Regions from separate parts of the Homo sapiens genome. Here all the other regions are linked to region 1. The links are chromatin loops, found by intact Hi-C in ENCODE. Cell type or tissue: HepG2. All regions are shown on one strand. Each heading gives the region's core, and the rest is flanking DNA. Links, peaks and the distances in the headings are about the cores only. Region 1 has its middle 170 kb from the start of MIR548F3. Region 2 has its middle 220 kb from the start of LINC01848. Region 3 has its middle 110 kb from the start of MIR548F3.

Evidence for each region. A loop is a pair of places that touch in the nucleus more often than their neighbours do. Peaks named below come from ENCODE experiments on the same cell type or tissue, not always from the same donor. Only the 100,000 strongest peaks of a DNase experiment are listed, where the experiment ranks them.
Region 2: a loop joins it to region 1, with 4 times the contacts of the local background. A loop is called at or near these places in 2 of 110 quality-filtered maps.
Region 3: it touches region 1 in a loop (2.4-fold over the local background); 2 of 110 quality-filtered maps call a loop at or near these places.

What each region holds. Positions count from the first base shown.
Region 1 is chr5:110,343,701-110,351,834 of GRCh38, reverse strand. No RefSeq gene overlaps it. Among named protein-coding and RNA genes, the nearest start is that of MIR548F3, 170 kb to the left of the region's middle. In HepG2, for the core only: no CTCF peak of the experiment used is centred there; a DNase peak (open chromatin) is centred at 4,754.
Region 2 is chr5:110,103,212-110,111,345 of GRCh38, reverse strand. No RefSeq gene overlaps it. Among named protein-coding and RNA genes, the nearest start is that of LINC01848, 220 kb to the right of the region's middle. In HepG2, for the core only: no CTCF peak of the experiment used is centred there; DNase peaks (open chromatin) are centred at 4,465 and 5,415; H3K4me3 peaks cover 791 bases.
Region 3 is chr5:110,399,242-110,407,375 of GRCh38, reverse strand. It overlaps a transcript of TMEM232 not described here. Among named protein-coding and RNA genes, the nearest start is that of MIR548F3, 110 kb to the left of the region's middle. In HepG2, for the core only: no CTCF peak of the experiment used is centred there; a DNase peak (open chromatin) is centred at 4,635.

The sequences.
Region 1 (8,134 bases), core at 3,333-5,832:
GAATCAATGCCATAATACTGGAAGAAGTCTTTCATAGCACCATCAAAAAATAGCATCTTCATTTTCCCCTCCATGAACTACCCTATTTCAACAGTAGAAACAGTGGTAAGGGGATGAGGTGAGAGTTATGCAAAAGAGACAGACTTGATAGAAATAAGAATAACAAAACATTGAGCAATTTCTTGTGACTTACATGCAGAGAAAAAATGTTTTCATGGAAAAAAGCCAGATGAGGACCTCCTGGGAAGTATTGTGAGCTTTTCTTTTGCACTCTCATTATGACTTTAATAGTTTTTTCTGATTACTGAAATGATGGAAGTCCTTTGTATAATATTTAGAAAGTATATAAAAGCACAGAAAAGAAAATAAAAAAAAAACATTTCTACCTTAAAGAATTTTAACTCTTGCAGATCAAATATTTAAAAAGGAAAAAGAGAAGAAGAGATGGCAAAAAGATATGAGTACTTTGATTTCTAAATTAGGTGGAAAATAATTGAATAACATAAGCATCATCTCTACTAACGAATACATATTAAATTACATAAATTCTTTTCAGATACTTCATCACCAAAAGTAAAAATAATTGACACAGGGCTTTTTGGCATGGTAGTCATTTACATCAAAATGTCAACATAGTTAGTACCATGAAATATTATACCCAGCAGAGCTCCCTGCTCCATCCCATCCATGAGCCTCATTCGCTCCTTATTTCATCCATTACTTTTTCCTTTTTGGCCAGTCCTATACTGACTTGTTGAGGCACAGAATAGGGTAAATGTCAAGGAGAGAATGAAATTAAAAGCCAAAAGTGATTTCTAGAACAGATCAAAATGTTTTATTAAGCTTTTCCTCTGCAATCCCCTTTTTCTTGTAGATATGAGGCCTGGACTGGGCAAGGACGTCTCTGTCTGGGCTGTCAATAGGACAGGTTATTTGTTGTTGACATCTACCCTCACCTCTTACACTCAAGCTGCGGATACTGCAGACCTTGGTTAAAGTGGGCTTCTTCCCTCCCCTCCATTAATGATTCTCACCTGGCAGCACAGATTTTGCACCTATGCCTGCCTGTGGTGCAGGCAGCCCCTCACCCTGCCCACTCATAGGTTAGCAACTGGAGCAGGTCAAGCCCAGGCTGGGCCCTGGGTTGCCCATGGAAAGCCCAGGGAGAAATATTGCCACTGCTCCCGTTATCCCCCACTGGCTGCCACAAGGGCTAACCAGCTCAACCCCCATCGGATTCTATGTTCTTAGAGGGTTTTCTGCTATCAGTGTTATTATTGTCCCATGAATGACTGAGAAGCCATAGTGATTTTAGAGTTCCTAAAAAGAGGTGAGTACAGTCGTTCTTAGGAAAGAGCTCTGCTGTCAATCATCCTACCATCCAAGGATTACTGTCTGTAGTAAGCTTTCACTGGTAGGAAGCTTGTAAGGGAAACCCAAAAATGAATGTACCATAGAAAGATTACCAAGAAGTTCAGGAGATTCTCTTTTCAGAGGGCACTGTTTTTTACAAATTACTAGGTAAATGCATCAGCCTATGGCATAGGGATATCAGAGCAATATTTTTTCAATTTCTAGACAAAGTGGGAGGAAGAAAATTAATTGCTTATCTATTCAATATTGACAAAGGGAGCTGGCTAAAAGACACATAAATTATCAAGATGTTTTCGTGATGCTATAACAGAATATCACGAACTGGGTAATTTATAAGGAAAAACATTCATGTCTCAAAGTTCTACAGGCTGAAAAGCTCAATACTTAGGTCCTAGCATCTTGTACGGGCCTTCTTGTTGTATCATAACATAGCAGAATTGCAAAGAGGATTAGAGAGAGCAAGAGGGGGCTGAACTTGTTTTTTTTTTTTTTTTTTTTTTTGTTGTTGTTGTTCATTTGTTTTGTTTTGTTTTGAGATGGAGTCTCTCTGTCACCCAGGCTGAGGTGCAGTGGTGCAATCTCAGCTCACTGCAACCTTTGCCTCCTGGGTTCAAACAATTCTCCTACCTCAGCTTCCCAAGTAGCTGAGATTACAGGCACACCACCATGCCCAGCTAATTTTTGTATTTTTAGTAGAGATGTTGGCCCAGCTGGTCTCAAACTCCTGACATCCAGCGATCTGCCTGCCTCTGCCTCCTAAAGTGCTGGGATTACAGGTGTGAACCACCATGCCCAGCCTCTAAGTGATTTTGTTTTTGTACTTTTACTCATTTAATCCCCATAACAAACCTAGGAGGCATGTAATATTATTATCACCATTTTAGAGATGAGGAAATTGAGGCAGATAGAGGTTAATTTGTCCCCATCACACAGGTAAAACAGGAGGAGGCAACATGGAATGTCTGCCCCTAGAACCCGTGTCCTTGTTAGTATGCAGCTGAAATAAGCTCTTTCTGCACATTAGGAAGGATCACTAATTCCCAAGTTAATATCCATGTTGTATCTCAAGGACTGGACCCACTTCTCAATCACCAGATTTAACTCCCAAAGCCGTGGTGGGGGAACACCCAGGCCTGCATGTGGAGACAAGAAGACATGATTCTATGCTTGATGCTGGGAATAGATGGGACCAAAAATGGCTCTGACTCAGAACTCTGCTTGTCAAGAAATGAGTCTGAACTGATTGGTCAGCCAACAGATAATATGCTTAAGGAGAAAGCAAGTTTATTTGGGAAGAAGCTTTCCTCCAAGACATTGCTGGGGATTTGCAACCAGCAGAGTGATTTCAAAAAATGAACCAGCCCATATAGTCATGCTTTATTTGAGCATCCAACCCAAATAGGGTATTATCTTGCTCACTTCTTTGAAGTCACCAACAATTCTTAAGGAATTAAATAATTTTCGAAACGTTTTTGTCTATGGTGCTGACTTTTCTAATCCAGAAGCCCAACTCAAAATTTTCCAAGAAAATCCAGATAATTAATGGTTGAGTATTTGGGGTGTCAGGTAAAATTAGTATTTTCTATAAGAAAGCTAATTTTCTTGTTTGTTCCATATATTGGGGGCTATCTTCTGCTATTACTTCCTGCTTTATAGAAAATCCCACTACAGCTGAGGTCTTGATTTTTTTTTTCTCTCATTTTTTATTTTGGAACCCTAAGAGATCATCAGTCTACCTGTTTTATTTTCAGTAAAATGCAAATAGTATATATATTTAGAATAACATAGTAAATAATGTATTGCTTATACAGTAAATTATTTATTTACTCCAGGCATACATAGTTAGAATTTGAATATAAACATTTTATAGTCGGTACCACTGCTAATGAAAAAAAATTAAATCAGCCTGATGGCAGCTCTGGATTATACTGTACCTACACTCCACATCATCAGCAACCTGCAAACAATCACTCACCAGCACACAATTCCACAGTTATTTGCAGGATTTTCCAAAACGTTCAGTGTTTGAAATCTTTTTCAGTCTCCTTTCCTCTGTATACTGCCTTCCAGCTCTCACCCTTTCCTCTTAACCTGCCTTGCTGTAGTCTAGTAGGTGTCTGATTAGTCCTTTGTCAATCAACATGTATTTATTGAGCACTGATTATATATAATGCTTGCTAGGAACTGTGAATGAATATTGGAGGAATATTAACTGTCGGCCTTTCTGGAAGAGTTTGTACTTGGCTAAGTTACATATATTAGTATACTCCACAAACCCCCAAAATAAATAAATAAATAATGAAGATTTTAATAATCAGAACACCAACCAATTGTTACAAATATTTTTGAAAAGTGATAGCATTTGAACAAACTACATGGCTACCATTTGGCTACTGTGAGATTTTGTAAAACCTAAATTAAAATATATATGGGAAAGAATCTGTGTGACCTTTGGCTCTTCTTCTGAACTTTGAAGCTGCTCCAGTAACTTTAGTGAACTCACCATCCAGCAGCAACTGACATTATCATGCTCAAAAAGTAGAATGCAAATAGAGAAATTTACAATGATTGAAGAACCAGGAGTAGAATCTCTTGGTATTAAATATTTGTAGTATTTAGACTGTAAAGCACAGGGCAGAAGCAGAAAAAATTTGAAATCACATAAAACCACAAAACTTAGGGATAAATTGAATATAAACTTATGTTCCAAATCTTCGATATATTTGAACAGCTTTTTGAGGGCTTTTTTTGAAACATGGGCAAGGTAAATGTTTTTTCTTATAAAATGCATGGACACCGTTTCCTTAGCAGTTTCTACATTCCAGGTCTTAGGCATACATTGCTTAATATAATATTCACAATACCCTTGCAAGGTAACTGCTACTACTATCATTTTAAAGTTGAGAAAGTTGAGACTCATACCTTTATAATTACCCCAAAGGGGAGAAAGCCCTTAAGTGACAAACTCCAAGTAGCTCAAAATCCTGAACTATTTTCATTGTTATACATTGCCTCTCAGATGTAGTGTGGCATCACTTAATGGGAGGTAAACATTAAGATATCAATACCACCATCCCCCACCACAAAACAAAGAAGTATGTTCAGGAGAAATTAAGAAGTGAAACAGGTTTTTGGCAGTTGTTCCTTTGAAAGCCACCATGAATAATGGTGTTTGTACCCAAGTTTAAAAATTATGTCTTCTAACAAATATGTCTTCATCACTATTTTCAAAAGAGTTTTGTGACCAGTGTGAAAGACAGACATTTTACCCAAATAATTTCCAAGAGTAAATGAGACCATAAGTGATAAGAAGGACCAGTAGGGAAGAGAAGGTCCAGTGACAAAGGAATTGCTGGCCAAGGGTCCAAGAGTCCAAATTGCATAATTTACAGGAATGAGAGACAAGAGAGGTATTTATTGTTTTTGCTGGTGGTTTTCCAAAGAGCTGACCTTGGCTTTATTGGTCTTTCCAATTGCATGGCTCTTTTAACTTTACAAACTTGTATTTTTATGCATATTATTTTCTTACTTCTCTGTGTGAGTTTATTTTGCTATCCTTTTTCTAACCAAGCATTTGAAAGTTGTTGAGCCTTACTCTATAGTCCAGTACATGGTTATTTCTTATAAAAGTTTCACCTGTTGTTGAGAATAGTGAGGCCTCTGTCATTGTTGGTTGGGATGTCCTTATATGTCTGTTATCTTGAGGTTGCTAGTTGTCCTGTTAAAATTTCTATGCTCTTAGAATAGATTTATTTTTTCTGCTTGATCTATCAGTCAGGATGAGAGATATGTTAAAAACCTCTAAATTAAATTATGGACTTGTCTAATTCTTCTTGTAGTTCTGACACTTTGGGGTTTAAAAAATATGAAGCTGCATTAAGAAGTGCATAAAAATTTTAGATTGTTATATGTTCTCAGTGAATTAAACCTTTTATCATTAGGAAGTGTCACTCTATCTCTACTAATGACTTTTTTATTGCATTCTATTTGGTCTGAAATTAGTATGACTACCCAAACTATCCTTTATTCATATTTTTATAGTATACCCAGCTATTTTAGATGTTTTCTGTGGGAAACATATTCCAGTTATTTATCCCACAGTGTTGCAAATTCAGAATGCTGTGATTTTATTTATTTTTACTATAATGTGGTTTTTTGAGTAGTTTTTATTAATGTTTTTCTGATATTTTTTCTTTCTAGTCTTCTTACTTCAATGCTATCCCAATAAGAATGTTACAGACTTTCCTAATTTGGGTGGATTATCATCTGTAACCTATACCTCTGAGGTTTCAGTGTGGCAATAAATTAATAGAGTGACTATAAATACACACATACTAGCACAATCTGTTTTCTCTTTCTAATGACTGAAGAACATTTTCTGTTTATGTTTTATTTATGGACATTTCTAGTGTTTTCTTGCCACCAAACAGTAGAAACATCTTAAACTACCTTCTTATATTTAGAATAATACCTTCAAAATTTCTAAGTCATAAATCATTCATGCCAAAATAAAAATAAAATTTTGAGCCAATAAAGAGGTCCAGCCAAAAAAGGAATCAAAGAAGTGAGCTGAACTCCCCAGAGAAGAGTGTTTGCTATCTACTTTCACTCTTTTGCTCTCCTATTCTGGCACCATAAGGACAGACCCTTGCCAAATAGGTCTCCATTCCACCAAGACTTAGGACTCAGCCTGGCACTACCAGGAATTTACAGCAAAAAGAGCTTGACTCCTCATATCCCATCTCCCTTTCATTTAATGTAATTACATCCCTTAGGCACTCCATATTTACTTTGTTTCCTATATGAGATGGTAAACAACAGCAGCCTCACTAGGATACTGAAGAAACTGAAAAAAAATTACAAGGATTCTGGAAATAATAAATAAGGGGGCCGGGTACGGTGGCTCTTGCCTGTAATCCCAGAACTTTGGGAGGCTGAGACAGGTGGATTACTTGAGGTCAGGAGTTTGAGACCAGCCTGGCCAATATGGTGAAACCCCATCTGTACAAAAATACAAAAAAATAAAATAAAAATTAGCCAGGCGTGGTGGTGCACACTTGTAATCCCAGCTACTTAGGAGGCTGAGGCCTGAGGACCACTTGAACCTAGGAGGCAGGGGTTGCCGTGAGCCAAGATGACAGAGCGAGACTCCATAGCATGCTTTCAAGTTCACATTTTAACTTAATGTTTACCAGATATGGAAGAATGTACACACAGATATATATTTCTTGAAGTACATGCACTCACACACACACTTGTGACTATCCTGGATATCCAGGATATGCAGGCCCACACATATACGTGTATCCATGCATATCACCAAACTATAGCAAACATCGTACATGTAAATTCCAAATTGGAGGGTGATACAATTGCGTGTTATCATTGACTCATTAAGAATAAAAAGTAAAATGCCATTGAGCTCTGCATTCAATTATATTGGGCTTTGAATAGGACCAGTTTTCCTTGCAACTGATCTACATTTTACTGGGTAGTAAGAGTCTGCTTGTAACTATGTTAATTAAATTAATTTAAATACTGTTACCTATTTCATCTAGAAAGAATTAACTTGATCTGAAAGGAAAGTAACTGCCTGATATCTTCTATAGGCTCAGATGAAAGAAAATAGATTTTAGGCTCACCATGTACAAGGGATTAATCCTCACCTGCATCAAGTTTAGGATAGCTTATTTCCAAACCAAGGAATTCCGCAAGCAGTCTCTTTTTTTTTTTGGCCAGGCTGGAGTGCAGTGGCACCATCTTGGGTCACTGCAACCTCCACTTCCCAGTTCAAGCAATTCTCCTACCTCAGTCTCCCGAGTATCTGGGATTACAGGCACCAGCAGCCACGCCTAGCTAATTTTTGTAGTTTTAGTAAAGACAGGGTTTCACCATATTGGCCAGGATAGTCTCCATCTCCTGACCTCATGATCCACCCGCCTTGGCCTCCCAAACTGCTGGGATTACAGGCATGAGCCACCGCGCCTGGCCAGCAGTGTCTTAATAAATGGGCCCTGCTCATCTCGATTGCAGACAATTATCCCAGTGGGTAGAGACTGAAAACTGTTATCCACAGAGAATAAAGGAAAAGGATGTTGCCATCCTGGAGAAGTTCTGATTATAAAAATTATCTAGATTAAAGCAAATTCTGAACAAAAATTCTTGGGCTTCAACAATGAGATAGACATCTGAATAAACCACTTACTAGTGAACTGGGACCTGGAACGTTCCCAGGTACAAATGTTCATCAAGCTTAAAGCAAGTTATATACTTAAAGTGAAATATTCCAAGTTAGAATTATGTGGAGTTGAAAATTTATTTCCTCATTAAAATAAAGTTATAAGAGTTATATTCCCGGACAAGCTTTTACCACCAGCTTTACGAAAATTACCATTAACATTCTGTTTTACAAACTCCAAATAGTATACCTGAAGAAGATGAAGATTTCTAATGTGCATTTAAATCAGAACTGTAGAAAAATTCAGTAGCCATTTACATTAAATTTAACAGAATATAGTGTACCATGAAAAGTTCTCGTCTTCATTATTCACAGTTTTTGTTTTATTTTTACTGCCTCCACTCAGAAGCCATTAGAGTCCTTAATACAGATCAATGATGGAATCCACAGTGGAAGTTTTTGTAGTCAACTTAAGAAGATAGATGGCCACATTGAGTTTTTTCAAAAACTGTTTTAGGATTGCCTGTTCTTTATTCTGGCTTATTTTTCTCATTGTACATTTACATATAGCAAGCATAAAGA
Region 2 (8,134 bases), core at 3,057-5,556, 240 kb after region 1:
AGTGACTTTTGATTGGTCTCTGTACTGTCCTCAATCCTCTTGGGTACTACCAGAATAGTGTAGATGACTCTAGTAAATAAATATGTAAGTATGGGTGAATTTACCACTGCACTTTTCTCATTTTCAGTATTTTCAGCTTCACACTTCTATTCCTTGTATACAACCACAAACATGTATACACCACAAACTTGTGGAACTCTGGTCAAGTTTCAAACTGTATTCAAATGTTATTACCATAAATGATATAATTCTTCCCTCTTCCGTGTTCCTATTGCTCTTTATACTTATCTCTATTAGATTAGAAATGTTTTCTTCTTTAGACGCATATGTATTTCTTATACATATTAAAATATAAACAATCAAGAATAGGAAGTAGAATACCCGTCTAGAGTAAATTCTCAATAAATGTGGAAAAGCAAAGGAAAAGAGGAAGAAGGGAAATTAGTTCAGATTTGGAGGAGGACACAAAGATTATAAAATTCAACCATATTTTACAAATGAGGAAAGTAAAACAATAAGAAATTAAGTGAGCCAAAGCCTTATACCTATTGAGAGGCTGTTTTGGACATTCATGAATTTGGGGGAACCAAGCACCTTGTAACCTCATTAGTTTGCTAAGAGCTCTCTGACTTTTGACCCTTGACCATCCAGGACTTTTGTTTGAACTCTTAGAGGAAGAGAAGCTGTTCTACCAGCCAGCCTTGAGCCTGGAAGGACAGGAGCTTTTGGCAGCCATTATACCACCATGTGGAGCCTGAGAATAACAAAGCTGAGAGGTGAATCGCGGCTGAGTACATTACGGCTTCTTATATCCCCAGATCAAGACAATCTGTAGAACAAATATGTTTACTCTGTTTTTTTTTTTAAAGCTTGACTTCAGTTTTCTGACTTGGTCCTAACTAAAAATCATGCAGCATTTGAACTAAGTATAGGTCTTATAACTCTCAACCTGTATTCTTTTCATCTTGGTACTGCCTGTCTCCTCTTTGCTGATAGTGCTTTCCTTTTCCTTTATCAATGTAAAAACAAACCTCCTCTACTTATTTTACCAAGAAGTAGGAAGCTTCCACGTTTTAATGACAACCTTGGTATCTTTGCATGGCCCTGCGTCTGATGAATGGAAGGATTACCTCACTGTCTCTGCATGATTACATTCCGATTTATCTATCGGCCCAAACATACTTGCTACTTAAAAAATAAAAGTACAAAGATTCAATATTCCCAGAGACTTCAGTCTCACTCCAAATGTGTTCCAGTTTCTATTTATTCAGAGTTTTGAAAACCAGAACCCTAGGGAGTCCTGAGGTCTGGTACACACATATGTATGACCTTATCAATGCAGAGTCAGAAATTCTGTGCATTCAGAAAGCCCTAAGTCAGAGGTGGTTCCTCGATCACCGTAGGATTGATTTCTTCAGGCTGTTCAGGTGACTTTTGTGACCTTACCATTGCAGCAGAAAGGGTCATATTTGCTCAATAACTGATCGGGTGGCTGTGTGGAAACACAATTCAAACTTCTGTCCTCCCTGGCTAGGTTGGTAACAGCTAAATGAAACCCAAGGGAAATCTCACATCCAGAAAACAGCAATACACTCTGACCTGCAGTTGATATTTCAAACATAAAATACAATTAAATCTGCTAAAGATCTCTGCTTAGCCTGGGAGAAGCTTGCAACCATGGAAGAAGAGAGATGTGCAAATCAATTTACATTGTGGCAACTTAAGATTCAAAAATATTGTATACTTTAAGGTATATGTATAAGAATATTCATTCCAACATTGTAGTGGCAAATTAATCAAAACAGGCTAAATTGGTATTGGAGCAGCTGGTTAAAAAAATTACAATATCTGCCTCAGTGAACTTCTTACAACTATTAAAATGAAGAAGATTGGTCTCTATGTCCTAATATAAAATTACCTCTCAGACAACTTCTTCAGTGACTAGCACAAGGGGCAGGATAATGTGTGTAGAATGCAACTATTTATGTTAAATGAAGGAAGAAAGGGCCATGTGAATCTGTGCATACACACACACATATACACACACATACACACACACACACACGCACACTTTGCTATGCAAAGAATATCTCTGAAAAGATTCACAAGAACTAACATCAGAGGTTGCCTCAGCGAAGGGGAACTGGAGTACCTGGATAAAGCTAGGAGGGAGAATAACTTTCCAATGTATTTCCTTTTGCACCATTTGAATCTGTGTTGCATGCCTCCACATTGCCTAATAAAAATAAAACACAATATTCTAAAGCCACACTTTGATTTAGAGTTTAAAAATGAAAACACTAAGATTTCATATTTCTTTTTTCCTTTAAGGCAAAAGCAGGACCCTTCCACCTTTGTTACTTGCTTTTGAACAAATAGGAGGTAGTATTTTTAGACTTTCTCCCTGGAGCCGAAAGCTCACAGGATTAAAGCAACCAAGGAAATATAGAGAAGTAGGAGCCCAAGTTCTATGTTCTAAATATTTTTCAGTCATGAAGAAACTAGCTTTTTCCCTAATGCTTCTGTTTATACCGGTAGGAGCATGCACTAAGGTAATTTCTTCTTTTTTCTTGCTGGATTAAAGAATGTGCTTAATTCTCTCTCTCTCTCTCTCTCTCTCTCTCTCTCTCCCTCTCTCTCTCGCTCTCTCTCTCTCTCTCTCTCTCTCTCTCTCTCACTCTCCCCCTCTCCCAGAGAAGTTTCTGTTGTTCTTTCCCTCAAAGTGGACACACATCTGAACACAGCTCTAGTGCATTTCTGCTGGAAGAAGCAAGAAGCTATTAACGGTGGCACTTGAGGCCGCTGTGCAAGTCCATTACCCCAGAAATAGATTAAACCGAGTTTCCAGAAATGCCTTCCTCCAGCATTACATTCTTACCTAAAAGAACGTGGGCCCTATTTAGCAGGAGATAGATGTTCTTATCTCATTTCACTGACAAACTAAAGTGAAATAAATAAAGACAAATAAAAAGGCCACCTCCTGAGAATTTGCTTTGCGTCTTTTATTTCAAATCACATATTTGGGATGGGGTTATTTTCTTTCTCTTCCTCCCTCCAACTGCCACCTGCTCTGAGGTTCTTTTTTTTTTTTTTTTTTTTTTGAGACAGAGTGTTGCTGACTCTCAGGCTGGAGTGCAATGGCACAATCTCGGCTCACTGCAAGCTCTGCCTCCCAGGTTCAAGCCATTTTCCTGCCTCAGCCTCCCGAGTACCTGGGACTACAGGCACCCGCCACCACACCTGGCTAATGTATTTTTAGTAGAGACGGGGTTTCACCATATTCGCCAGGATCGTCTCGATCTCCTGACCTCGTGATCCGCCCTCCTCAGCCTCCCAAAGTGCTGGGATTACAGGCGTGAGCCACCGCTCCCAGCCTGCTCTGAGGTTCTTAATGGCACTGCTTAGTACTATGGCTCTGAAATATCTAGCATGAGTTTACTCTCTGACATGGTGGAACCAGAGCAGAACAGTAAAGAGAAAGATTTAGCCTAAGCCTTTGTTACCTGGAAGCAGTTTGCATAAACTCCAGATACTCATTCCCACAGCTGTTCCTTAGGCACAGAACTGAACCAGTGGCCAGTTCTAAACAGGCTCTAACTGGTAACAAAAGTATATAAGTAGAAACCCATTTGTTTTGCTTTCTCTTTCCCTATCGTCTTCTACTACTTTGGTTTTCCAAACGGCGAAAGATAAAGTTCAATTGTGCCCTAGTTACTACTTAAAAGAGGGGCTTAGACGGGGCTAAATATAGTTCAAGCTGAACCTCGCCTCATTCCCAAAAGACACACAGTGCTCAGAAAGTTCATTTCCAATAGTAGTGTGAGAGATTCCTTCCATTCAATATATGGGGAAGAAAACCATGAAATAAGACTAGAAGGTATATTTGTCAAGTTTAATAAGAAGGCTACAGCAGGGCAGTCCCCCGCAGACTCTGTTCTGTCTTACACAACACCTCAGGCATCAGATGTGATAAGGGACATCCTGTCACATACGATGAATATCAGGATTTGAGACTGAGGGGGTGGTAAGATTTCCTTGTCTTTAGATCACTTGTTCTCAAACCTGGCTGCACATGCATTTTTTTTTACACCTGAGACTTCCCCTAGAAATTCTGATTGGGTGGTGTTGAGGTGCAGTCCAGGCATCTTCATCTCTAAAGGATTCTCCTATGGAACTAGACTGAGCACTGCAGCTGCTGCTAGTGAGGATACTTGTGGGTTGGGACTAGCTTGATGCCATCTCCCTAGTTAAAAGGACTGGTCAGACAAACCTGGATAATTTATCATCCTCTGCACCATATAGCACTTTACTCACTGCAATACACTCTCTCATCACAGCCCTGCAGGACAGGCAAGAAACTCTATTTATCTCCATTTTACAGAGGAGAAAACTGAAGATCCAACAGACTTGCCAAAGGTCAGTTGCACATTAACTCAGAGGCAGCTCTGGAACTCCAAATAAAGCCTCTATTGTCACCATAGTTTTCGCTACAGCCCTACAGGTTCCTCCAAGCTTAAAGTCCAAGATGAGCAGTTTTGGTGCTAGCAACTATTTTGCTTCCTAGAACTAAAGGAAAAAGAAGCATGAAACCCAGGATACACCTAAGGAGTATAATCCCTTAATTTTAGAGATGAGGAGATTGAAGCACAGTGACTTGCCCAAGATCACATAGCTAGCTAGCGAGAAGAAAAGTAAACAACAGTGGGACCGTTATCGGAAAAGGGTCCCAATTCAGACCCCAGGAAAGGGTTCTTGGATCTCACATAAGAAAGAATTCAGGGCGAGTCTCTAGAGTAAAGTGAAAGCAAGTTTATTAAGAAAGCAGAGGAATAAAAGAATGGCTACTCCATGGTCAGAGCAGCCCCCCAAGAGCTGCTGGTTGCCTATTTTTATGGTTATTTATTGATGATAATGTTAAATAAGGGGTGGATAATTCATGCCTCCCTTTTTTGGACCATATAATATAACTTCCTCACATTGCCATGGCATCTGTAAATTCATGATGCTGGTGGGAGCGTAACAATGAGGATGACCAGAGTTCACTCTCGTGGCCATCTGGGTTTTGGTGGGTATTAGCCGACTTCTTTATTGCAACCTGTTTTATCAGCAAGGTCTTTATGACCTGTATCTTGTGCCAACCTCCTATCTCATCCTGTGACTTGGAATGCCTTAACCATCTTGGAATGCAGCCCAGTAGGTCTCAGCCTCATTTTACCCAGCTCCTATCCAAGTTGGAGTTGCTGTGGTTCCACACCTCTTATAGGATCATAGTTAATGTAGACCAAAAGCAGAGCAATATGTAGGGGAACTGTATACCTCTTTCTTGGGGTTTCAATAGAAGGCAAAGTGATTACTGCACAAAGAGCTGCTGTGTATTTGGAAGAATGCCCACTGCATTGAGAAATGGACCACGGGGAGGAGTAGCCATACAAATCACTGAGGTCACCTTGCATGGTCTCTATGAGTGTGCCAGCCAGTCTGTGCCTATTTTTATAAGAGAGAGAGAGAGTGTGTGTGTGTGTGTGTGTGTGTGTGTGTGTGTTGGTTGGTTGGTTGCTGAGAAAATGCTCAAGCAAGCAGGAGCCTGTGTACATTTGGCAAAGATAGAGAACAAAAAATAAATTCCCTGGAAAGCGTTAGCATAATTATATAGCCAGCCTGTTTCTTACCTGGAGGTAAATGCAGGCTGCACAATCACTGTCAATTTTGACAATCATTCATGATATAGAAATGTGCAGGGGAGAGGTCCCCCCTCTCTCATTCTGTCTAATTTCTCTAACCCTCTAGCATAGCTAGAGATTAACCCAACTCCTATAAAACAGAAACAAACTTCAAATCCATGTCAGAGCCTGCCGGAGAGAATGATTTACAAACTGCCAACAGAACACTGGTGTAAACAAGATAATGCACATTAATTCCCAGCAAGTCAATTAGCATTCAGTTATTCTGAACAGAGCCTGACCTTGATGCTTGAGGATCTGAACAGAATGCAACCTGTAGCTTAAAGGAAAATGTCACCTCTTCCACTCAAACTGGCAAGTCTATAGGGTTAAAAGGTTCAAGAAGCACTTCCTCATAAAGACACACAGAGACAAAAAACCGTCTCAACATAACTCTTGTATTTCAGAACTGGTATATTTTTTTACTTTGAACCTACAAACACTTTGATGATTCTCACCTTTGATCTAAATTTCTAAAGGATCTAAGTGTTATGCCACATTCCAGAGGCATTTTTACTTCAAGATGTCTGAGGATTTAAAAGATTTCAAAATGAAGAATTGCATACTTTTTTGCATATTTCTTCAATTACCAATTCAAAACAAAGGCTTTATTTGTAATTGCCATGCTCATTACCATTCTATCTACTTTCTGGAAATCCTTCTCCTTGTACATGGGGAAATGTTCAACCACAGCCTCTCATGATGTTTTACCACACCAGCGTGGTGAGTTAGGCACCCCAAGAAGTGTGAAACCCGTTAGAGTCCCCTGAAGCAAAGCTTTTCAAATTTGAATGTACACATGAAGCACATGTAAAGGAAGCCTCTGATAGAGGAGGTCTGGAGTGGAACCCAAGATCCTGTATTTCTTATGAACTCCCAGGTGATCCTGATCCTACAGTGTTTCAAGGACAGCACTGTGTAGTCCTGCACCAGACTGTTCATCTAAGAAGCTTCTTCTACGGAACAAGTAGTTTTTTCAAAAAAAGTTCTTCTACCATCTGAAGAGTGCTAATGTAACAGGAGTCTAAATTTTTCTGATTCAGGCACCCTTGACTTCCAGGTTTAGAAAAATTCCTCCAACACTAATCCTAATCGCAATGCCTAGGGGGCCTGTATTTCCAGACAGGTATTCTGGAATTTTTTGTTTCTTCATTGTTTGTTTTGCAGCGTTCATAGTTGTTCGCGCTAGGTTAATTTCATAGAGAAAAACAAAATTCCCATGACATTAACAAGTTTTGCTTTTGTTGTTTATCAACTGATTTTTAAAAAAAAACACTGAGGTAGAGATAATAATGAGACATCCAAGTGTAAGGGGGTCCCCGGGAAAACCCCAACTGGCCTGCACACCCGGGTGGAGCCACAGAAGTTAGCACCGTTTGCAGCAGGAAGGAACCTGGCCCCTCTTCTTCCTGCGTGGTACCTGGGATTCAATCTGCGAGGCAGGAAGCGCACTACCAGAACTCTAGCTTCGCAGAGGGTCCTTGTTTCTCTTTTTTTCCCTTTTCTCCAATAAAGTCCATTTATTCTCACCCTTCAAAGTGTCTGCGAGCCTAATCTCTCTCATGGCTGTGTAACAAGAAACCGGCTCTTAGCTGAACTAAGGAGAGAGTCCTACAACAATAATAAAATCCCCCTCAGAGGTTTCAGGAACAATTGGCTGGGCACCGGGCACAGGCAAATGCAGGTTCTTCATTATGTATACACAGTTAGATGCTGGAGATAAATCCGATTGTTTGGGTACAAAAAAACAAAAATCCTTCATGGGGTCCTTCTCTAGTGTACTCAGCAGACATTCTCCAAGGAACAGTTTACCTGATCCCAGTTTATTCTTCCCTAAAACACGCACACAGACACACACAAACACCCCACATTTCCTAAGCAATTTCCCTAGGATCATTTAGAAAGCCCTGGTATCCCATCTGTCCATACCATCTATTCTTCATCTCTTCCCAGTGTTCCAAGCCAATAATAATATAACAATAATAACAACAGTAACAATAACCACTGTTTCAATCTTTACTCTCATTACAATGTTTTAGATAGGTACCAGTTTTTTTTCTCATTTTAAGGATGAGGACTTAGGCATAGAGAGGATAAGCAATTGGCTGAAGGTCACACACCTAATAGGCAGGGGTACAAACACAGCCTGCACCGGAATCCATGATCTTAACTTCTACATGCTACTCTTCCATACCCTTTTAATTACTTTACCAAAAAAAGAGAGAAAAGCCTGTTTATCCTCTTTATCTTTTACAGCTGATGGCTCATTAAAACCAGAGCCAAAATAATTAGCAACCAAATAAATTAGTTTCCTTTCCAAGAGAGTGTTTTCAAACACTCCCCTGAGGTGAGGGAAAATATTTGCATCTGTCCCTGTTGGTGGGGTGTGTGCAGTGAAGTGCATTCCCCTAGAA
Region 3 (8,134 bases), core at 3,155-5,654, 56 kb before region 1:
TACTCCTCTCTTTTATGGTTTCCATTTGCAGGGAATATCTTTTTCTGATCCTTCACATTTAGTCTACATATGTGGGTTTCTTGAGGCAACATGTAGTTAGGTCTTGTTTCTTTATCCATTCAGCTATTCTTTGCTTTTTCAATGGAGAATTGACACATTTACATTCAGTGTTATTATTGATAATTAAGGAGTTATATAAGGTATATACTTATTACTTATACCAATATGTGTTATATTGATAAGTAATAAGTAACTACTATCATTTTATTGCTGGTTTTCTGATGGTTTTGAGACTTTCCTCTTCTTCCCTTTCTTATTGTCTTCCTTTGTAGTTATTATCTCTGATAGTATGTTTTAAATTGTTACTGTTATTTTTAGTGAATCTATTTCAGATTTTTGCATTGTGGTTGCGATGGGGCTTACAAAAAACATTTTAAAGACATAACAAGTTATTTTAAAGAGATGGCAACTTATCTTAGAACACCAAAGAATAGAAATAAGCAAAGGCAAAAAATCTACAATCTAACCTCATTTCCACTACATTTTGATTTTCAGTTTTCTCAATTTACATTCTTAAAATTACCTCTTAACAGGTTGCTGTAACTATGATATTTTTAATATATTTTGTCTTTTGTGCTTAATACCAGAGTTATGGGTGGATTATACACCATAAATATAGTAATAGGGTATTTTGGGTTTGCTCATGTACTTAATTTTACCAGTGGGTTCATACCTTGAAACGTACTCCCTTTAGCATTTCTTGCAAGATGAGTCTGGTGGTGCTGAATTCTCTCAGCTTCTGTTTGTCTGTGAAGGACTTTATCCATCATATTTGAATAACAGTTTTGCTGGCTATGATGTTCTGAGGTTGCAGTTTTTTTTAATTTGAGCACTACCATATGAATCAGTAATTGGATATTTATTCAAAGGAAGAGAAATCCATATATTAAAGGTATATCTGGACTCTAATCTTTATTGCAGCACTATTCACAATAGCAAAGATACAGAATCAACCTAAATGTCCATTAACACATGAATAGATACAGAAAATATTATATATAGACACATATGTGTGTGTGTGTGTGTGTGTGTGTGTGTGTGTGTGTGTGTATATATATCTGTGTCATAGGTAGATGAAAGTTGAATTATATAAGAAAAATTCAAATGTTTTCCATAATTGGCATATCATTTTATAGCTACCTCAGATATGTATGAGAGTTCTATTCAGTCCATATCTTTACCAATATTTAGATGAATCAGCCATTCAGCTGTCTACTGGTTTGCAGTGTTCTGATGAGAAGTCAGTCATAATTCCTGTAGCTGTTTCTTTGTATATAATGTTTCTGTTTTCCCCTGTCTGTTTTTAAGATTTTCTCTTTCTTTTTGGTTTCCAGCAGTTGACTATAACATGCCTATGTGTGTTTTTCTTCTTTCTACTTGTAGTTTGTTAAGCTTTTGGATCAATGTATTGATAATTTTTTATAAAATTTGTAAAATATAAATTTTGGTTGTCATGTTTAAAATATGTTCTATTTTTTCTTTCTCTTTTTTCTTTATTGAACTCCAAATACAAGCGTGCTAAACTTCTTGATAATTCCAGGAAGTTACAGATGGCCTGTTTACTTTTTCCTTTTTTTTTTTTTTAAACTGTGTCCTTCAGTTTGATGTTTTATATTGATCCATCTTTGAGTTCATTGAATCTTTCTTTTACAATTTACTTGAAGACCCATTCAACAAATTTTTATTTTCAAATATTATAATTTTAACTTTTAGAATTTTAATCAATTTTTTTTATTTTACAACTTCCAATTCTCTCCCACAATAGTTCATCTCTTTATCCATTTTTTCCTATAAATTACTTAATATATTTTTCACAGTTATGTTTAATTCTGGACCTGCCTAATCTAATACCCGGAAATTTCTAGCTCAATTTATATTGACTTTTTTTCTTGGTGATGGGACATGTTTTCCTGCTTCATCACATATCTTCTAATCTTTTATTGTATTATGAATATGGTGTATAAAATAATACTATAAAAATTTAATTTGTTTTGGTTCTTTGACAGTGAATGCAAGCCACTGCCCCTGTTTGAAAGTTAAGGGAAGGTACTGGCATTCAGAATCTTTATAATCAAATTGAGCCTGTGCTACATCACAGCATTGACTTTACCTGTGATCAGCCTGCTTCATTTTTTCAGTATCACTAGTCTCTTTTTTATCTTGCTTTATATTCCAAATGAGAGAAAGTTGAGATGCAATTTAAAATATTTTTAGTTCACCTTTGGATTCAATTTGGTCAGGGCTTCAAAATAGAAGCAACACAAAAATATGTTATTTCTTTCTGTTTATCAGCTTCTCTTTCATGGCTGAATTCTTGATAATATTCAGACAGAGAAACTTATTGGCTGAAAAATTTGTTTTTTGCTTGGAATCTTCCAGATTCAAATATCTCCTGCCATCACTGTGTCATCTAAAGCTTATCTGTTTTCTTTTTAACCCTGCCGAGTCTCTTCATCAACATCAGGCCTACACCTCCACCCACTCGTATCCAGACCAGGAGCTGTTCCCTAGGTAGAGAAGTTGCCATGGTACTCTAACTAGGAAGCACTTGTTTTTCTTTGGAATTCAGTTCATCAAGGCTTTATTATATCTACAATTCCTTTTTCGCCCCTTAGAAAATAAGGTTTACTTATCCATTTTGTCAATTTTGTTGTTTTTACCATGATTTGAAAAGATTTTTTAGCTCTTCTTCATATAAACTGGAAGTGGAAGCCAGATAAATATTCATCATTAAATTTCTATTCATGGTTTTATATTCTTTTCCATAAAAGTTCCCCCAATTTGCCTAATCTTTAGGGCTCACATATCTAGATCTGCCCTGAATAAACTAAAACACTTTTTTCAGAGTAGAGTTTTTAAAACCAAGGAGACAGCAAGATAGACATAAGATAAATATTACATGGGATCTGAATAAAATAGTTTTTTTCTCCGTTATCTTTTACTTTTTCCTTGCCACCTTCTACTCCTTTCTCTTTACACAGGAAACAGAAATAGAGATGAGGATAAAATGTCCTAACAACACAGTAGGCTCAGAAAGCAAGGATGAGACTATGTTGGAGGCAAGAAATTTGGATGGACATTAGAGAAAGAAAAAACAATTTTGAAGTATATTTATATTTGACATTATAAGTTAAGCCTCTAGAAAATTTCAATGTCAAAATTAAATTTATACATCAAATTGGCCATATTTCATTTTGAAATAAAAATGGCGAGATGGGAAGAGGGTGCAGGCATCCTGTGGCAAGTTTGGTATTAAAGAGGAGTGAAGAGAGAAAGGTAAGACTGTGGTAAAGGGGCAAGTTAAGAAGGAAAATTCATTGAAAAGTCCTACCCCGCACCCACATCACCATTTTGATCTTATAACTAATTCTTCTTTGCCTCTCTTATCTCCTAGCATGAAGAATTTGCTTAAAGTTATAACCAATGCTGCTCAGCACATTTCTTCATTTCCACACCTTCACTCCTCACATTGCTCCCCACCCCACCCCACACACAACTGAAAATCAATTTACAGGTCTCTTCAACTCTCCCTGATGGGCCCAAGCTGCATACTGAATATTTCTGGCTTACTGATTTTCAAAGGTTTTTGGATGATATTAACAAATAGGAGATCATAATATATATGAAACTCAACTAGATTTTGACTTAATCAGCCCAAATCCCTATGTGTTTCTATTGTAATTCTTCCCTCCAGCATAAAGAATTCCCCTGCTTCTAACAAATCTTTGCAGCAGGTCTGCAGCATCACAAGCTTTAGATATCTTCTGATATAATTTTAAAATCTTCTGAGCTATGAATGGTCCCTGGCAACTCTCTGACAAACAATCATTTTAGTTCTGACAATCTATGGATAGCCGAAGCTGCACAGATCAAAATAAGAATATGGGACGTCCTTAGATATCCCAGCAAACTCTAAAGGGGAAATGAATGTTCTATCCTGAGGCACCACAATGGATTAGAAGGTTTTATCTAGCTGAGAGTGATGGTAAATAGAGCCATTCACATTGGGGGTATTGCTCAAATATATTTTAACACTTTGATCTATTTCTTTGCCCTATAGTAGTTTAGGTAGGCTTCCCAATTCTGCTCACAGTCTAAGTGTTTTGTTACTAAAAAATTTTCTCTGGAATTGAAATACCAAGACTGAGACTTACCTATTCATATTAGGGCCTTGAACCTTTTTGTAGGGAATGTAGCTGACTGCAAATGGCCCTATATCCATGAAAGGCAATCTGTAGAGAATGTGTCAAAGGTACAAAGTGAGTTGTCTTCTTTTCTTTTTCTTTTTGTTTCTTATTTCTTGTTGTCTTATTTTTGTCTTTTTGTTTTCTGCAAAACACTGTAGAAATTAAAGACATTAGATTATAGTGAACAGCTTCTGTAGTGGTCATTTGCTGTCTCTTTGGCAACCTTCTCCTTTTCCTTCTGGTCATAGGGATCTGGATTTTCTTTTAAAGAATTACCTCTCCACCACTTTTTGTAGTCTTTGTGAAGCTGTCAATCAAGGTACACTGACCTCCCCTAGGGACAAGTGTCATTCATTGTAGGCTATCTGGACATCTGGACTTTGAGTCTTGAGTCAATGGATGAAAGAATAAGAAAACAAAAACCTTTTGGAGATGTTGCTTGTCATCAGCAGCATGTTGTTAGAACTGTCACTCTACTTTGCAATCCAATTTCCCTAAGCTGTACTTGTTCCCATCGTGCTGAGACTGGTTCTCCCAAGTCCTGTCACTGATTGTGGTGCCATCCCCTAGTCTTCTGATAAATTCTCTTTTGGTTAAATTACCCAGGGTCTGTTTGTATTGTTTGCAATCAAAGAAATTCAACTAATAGAAATGTTCCAAGTTAGTCAGATGGTAGATGATTTTTATGAGTAGTTAGCCATTCCATAATATGCTTCTGTGTTTCTAATAATATACACATTTATTTTAATATTTTGATTGAAGTCCTGAAAGAGCCATTTCTATAAGTCAATACTTTGTAAGACTGCAGCAAGATGTAAAAGATTTATTCAGGAAACAATCTTAAGCAACAACAGCAATCTTCTTTGCAGAAAAAATGATGGATCAGTAAGGCAGTGCAATTCTAGTGTCCCTAAATCCAGATGGGTTTAGAACGGGGATTGCAAACTGAAATATCTGTAGGAAATGAGCAATGATGCAAACGGATGAGTCATCTGGGATACTTCTCACTTTCATTAAGAATTATAATCTAGCTGATTTTTCTTCTTCAGCCTCTTTGGTTTCTCCTTTCGGTTTCCACCTCTGATAGAGACATGTGCCAAAGACATATTGCTCCACTAAGGAAAACACCAGTGCCAGTGCAATGACAGGTAACAACTGAAACTCGCCATTGTTCTCAAAGAAACAATAGAAATCATGAGGACTCAGAGCTGAAGAATATATGCCCTTTAAATGAGGCAACACTCCTCAGCTCTGGACAATCACCGCTTGTCAGACGGCTGGCTCAGTATTGCCTATATCTTCTGATGTTTTCTAAAGTAGTCAGAAATATTAATGTTTTTATTAAATGTATAATAATCTATTTATTACATATTGGCAGTTAATTCAATTAAAAGTATATTGGGTGAGCCCAGGAAAAAAAATATACATTCTGCTCTTGACCTACATGAGAAGCTGGGCTGTGATATTTGATATGGATTTGAGGCATGGCAAACACTTATTAAGCACACCACTTCAGCAAAGGAAAATTTATTTAAAAAATCAAACTCTTAAGCCAGAACAAGCTACCACAGCATAAAATAAATTCCCAGGGGTGGCCTAATGGGATCCTGCAGGACCCAGCAAGTGATGGAAGATAAGTTAGAGAAGGAAAACTCTTGTGTTGCCAGTAGCTCAGGAGGGTATGTCGATACACTTTGCTTGGCCAGAGAGGCATGTCGTACCTGGCTTGATATGTTGTTCCAGTCACCTCTTATATGTAGAAACGGACTAAAGAAAATCCATTATTGACACTTGAAATTTGTGCAACTTACTCATTTCAGATCTTAAGTGCTCCAAAAAAAAAAAGAATGTTGTGTCTGTGTCAAGTTGCCTTTATGCTATTGTGTTTTACTATATGCATTACCTTAAAAAAAATGAACCGCTCTTTGCCACTAAGCATCTTCAAACTTAGAAGAGAATAAGATTGACATTACTGTTCAGATCCATTAGTCAAACTACCGTGGCTTTGGACAGGTAGTTTCCAAAATACATCAGCCTCATTTACACCCAACAGCAACAAAAGACATTGGATATTTTTCTGCTGTGATGCAAGGTACAAAGATACTAAGGCAGAAAGTTGTTTTGATATACATTGCTTTTAGGAAAAGGATTGGAAGTGGAAGGTGAAATGACAAAATACAAAGGTGAAATGACAAAATACATATCTATATCCTAATGATTATAGAGAAGAAAAAAACAATTTTACCTAGGAGCTAGATTAAAATCAATGAAAGAACAAAAGGATACAGCAAGAAATCAACCAGTATGATAACCAGGGATGTTCCCCCGCCCCAAAATAATACCACTTAGTTTTTAGTGTGTCTAAGTAGAAGCTGTTTATTCTTGAAAATCATTGTTCCCATAAATGCCACTACACTGTTTTTATATTTTATTAATTCTACATGATCACTTTCTTGTACCCCAGGTATTCTACATATCTGCATTTACAATGAACGTAATTAATTTGGATTCTGGAAATAAAGGCATTTATAAACTTGACTTTCCCTGCCCACTGAGACACTGAAGCAGTGTAATACACATATGACATCTGATGTATGTCTTATATTTTTTTAATCTGGATTGATCTTATTTTCTCAAGCTTCTATTATTGGGGTGAAATATGACATCTCTATGAGAGTAAGTCTGATTTCTTATTAATAAAGAAAAATTAGATTCATTATTTGAGCAAATAATTGTAATGTGGCAGGCATTTTCTTCATTATGTTATTTAAATTGTATTTCTCACATCAAAATATCAGTGAAATCATGACACGTCACTTCTTTTACATTTGAGAAAACTGTCATATGAAGAATTTAAATCATTGGCTCAATATCGCACGTTTTACAGGTGGAACAGTCAGAATTTTAGTTCTGCTAGATTCTAAATTGTGCATTTTTCACTTAGCTATACCAACCTAAGGCAGAATGAGTAAGACCTGACCTATAAGAGGGGAATTATTCTAAATATAGTAGTTACTGTTTAAACATTTATGGTAGCACAAGGCTAAGGAAAGCAGGCCATAGGCCGTGTCATGAGATTTCCACTGTAAAAGCATGTACATGCCAGGAACTTAAGAGCAAGGAGTGCTTTCTGTGTGTGCTTCCATCTCCACCCCGCAATGGACCCCTCATAGTGGTCTCTTAACAGAAGCAGGCTGGTGAAGGTGTCCTGTCAAACATCAGCACCATGAAATATGAAGACTTTGGGGAGACTACGATAATAATTCAGTAGTGGCTTTAGAATATCTAGAAAAGAAGATCCTGAGGTGGCAATCTGGTAAGGAAGGGCAACCAGGGAATTTGTCTTGGATCTAAACTTGCATAAAGGAACTTCTGTTTACTGTGTGTTGATGTGAAGTCATTTCGAAGCTGATGGAAATCAAGAAGAGCTTAAAAGCTTCAGAACCTATCTTCCCACATCAATAACCTGAAAAAAAGAGCACTGGCTGGGGAGAATCCCAGGACAAGGGTAAGGGGTGACAGACACATGATGATTTGGAGATGGTTTTCAGAGGTGTAGTAAGGAGTGTAGACTGATTTTAGAAGAAGGATAAAGCAGTTATTGTGAGAGGAAGGCCTTTTAAAAAAAGAAATCAATCAATAAAAATATCTCAGATATTTGATGCCCTCATTGTCTCCCAAAGGGATTAAGCATATTTTCTCTGGGTTAAAAGTTTTTGTTTAAAAAAAGAGCTATTTCACCACAGATTTCAAAAAACTTCGGAGGAGAGTTAACAAATAGGAGGAGAGCTCTGAAGGCTCATGCACATTTGCATGCCACCACTGCTCAGTGTTACAAGAATCCAGCTCAACTCCTTACACCTTACTCAGGAAGTATCTTTATTCCT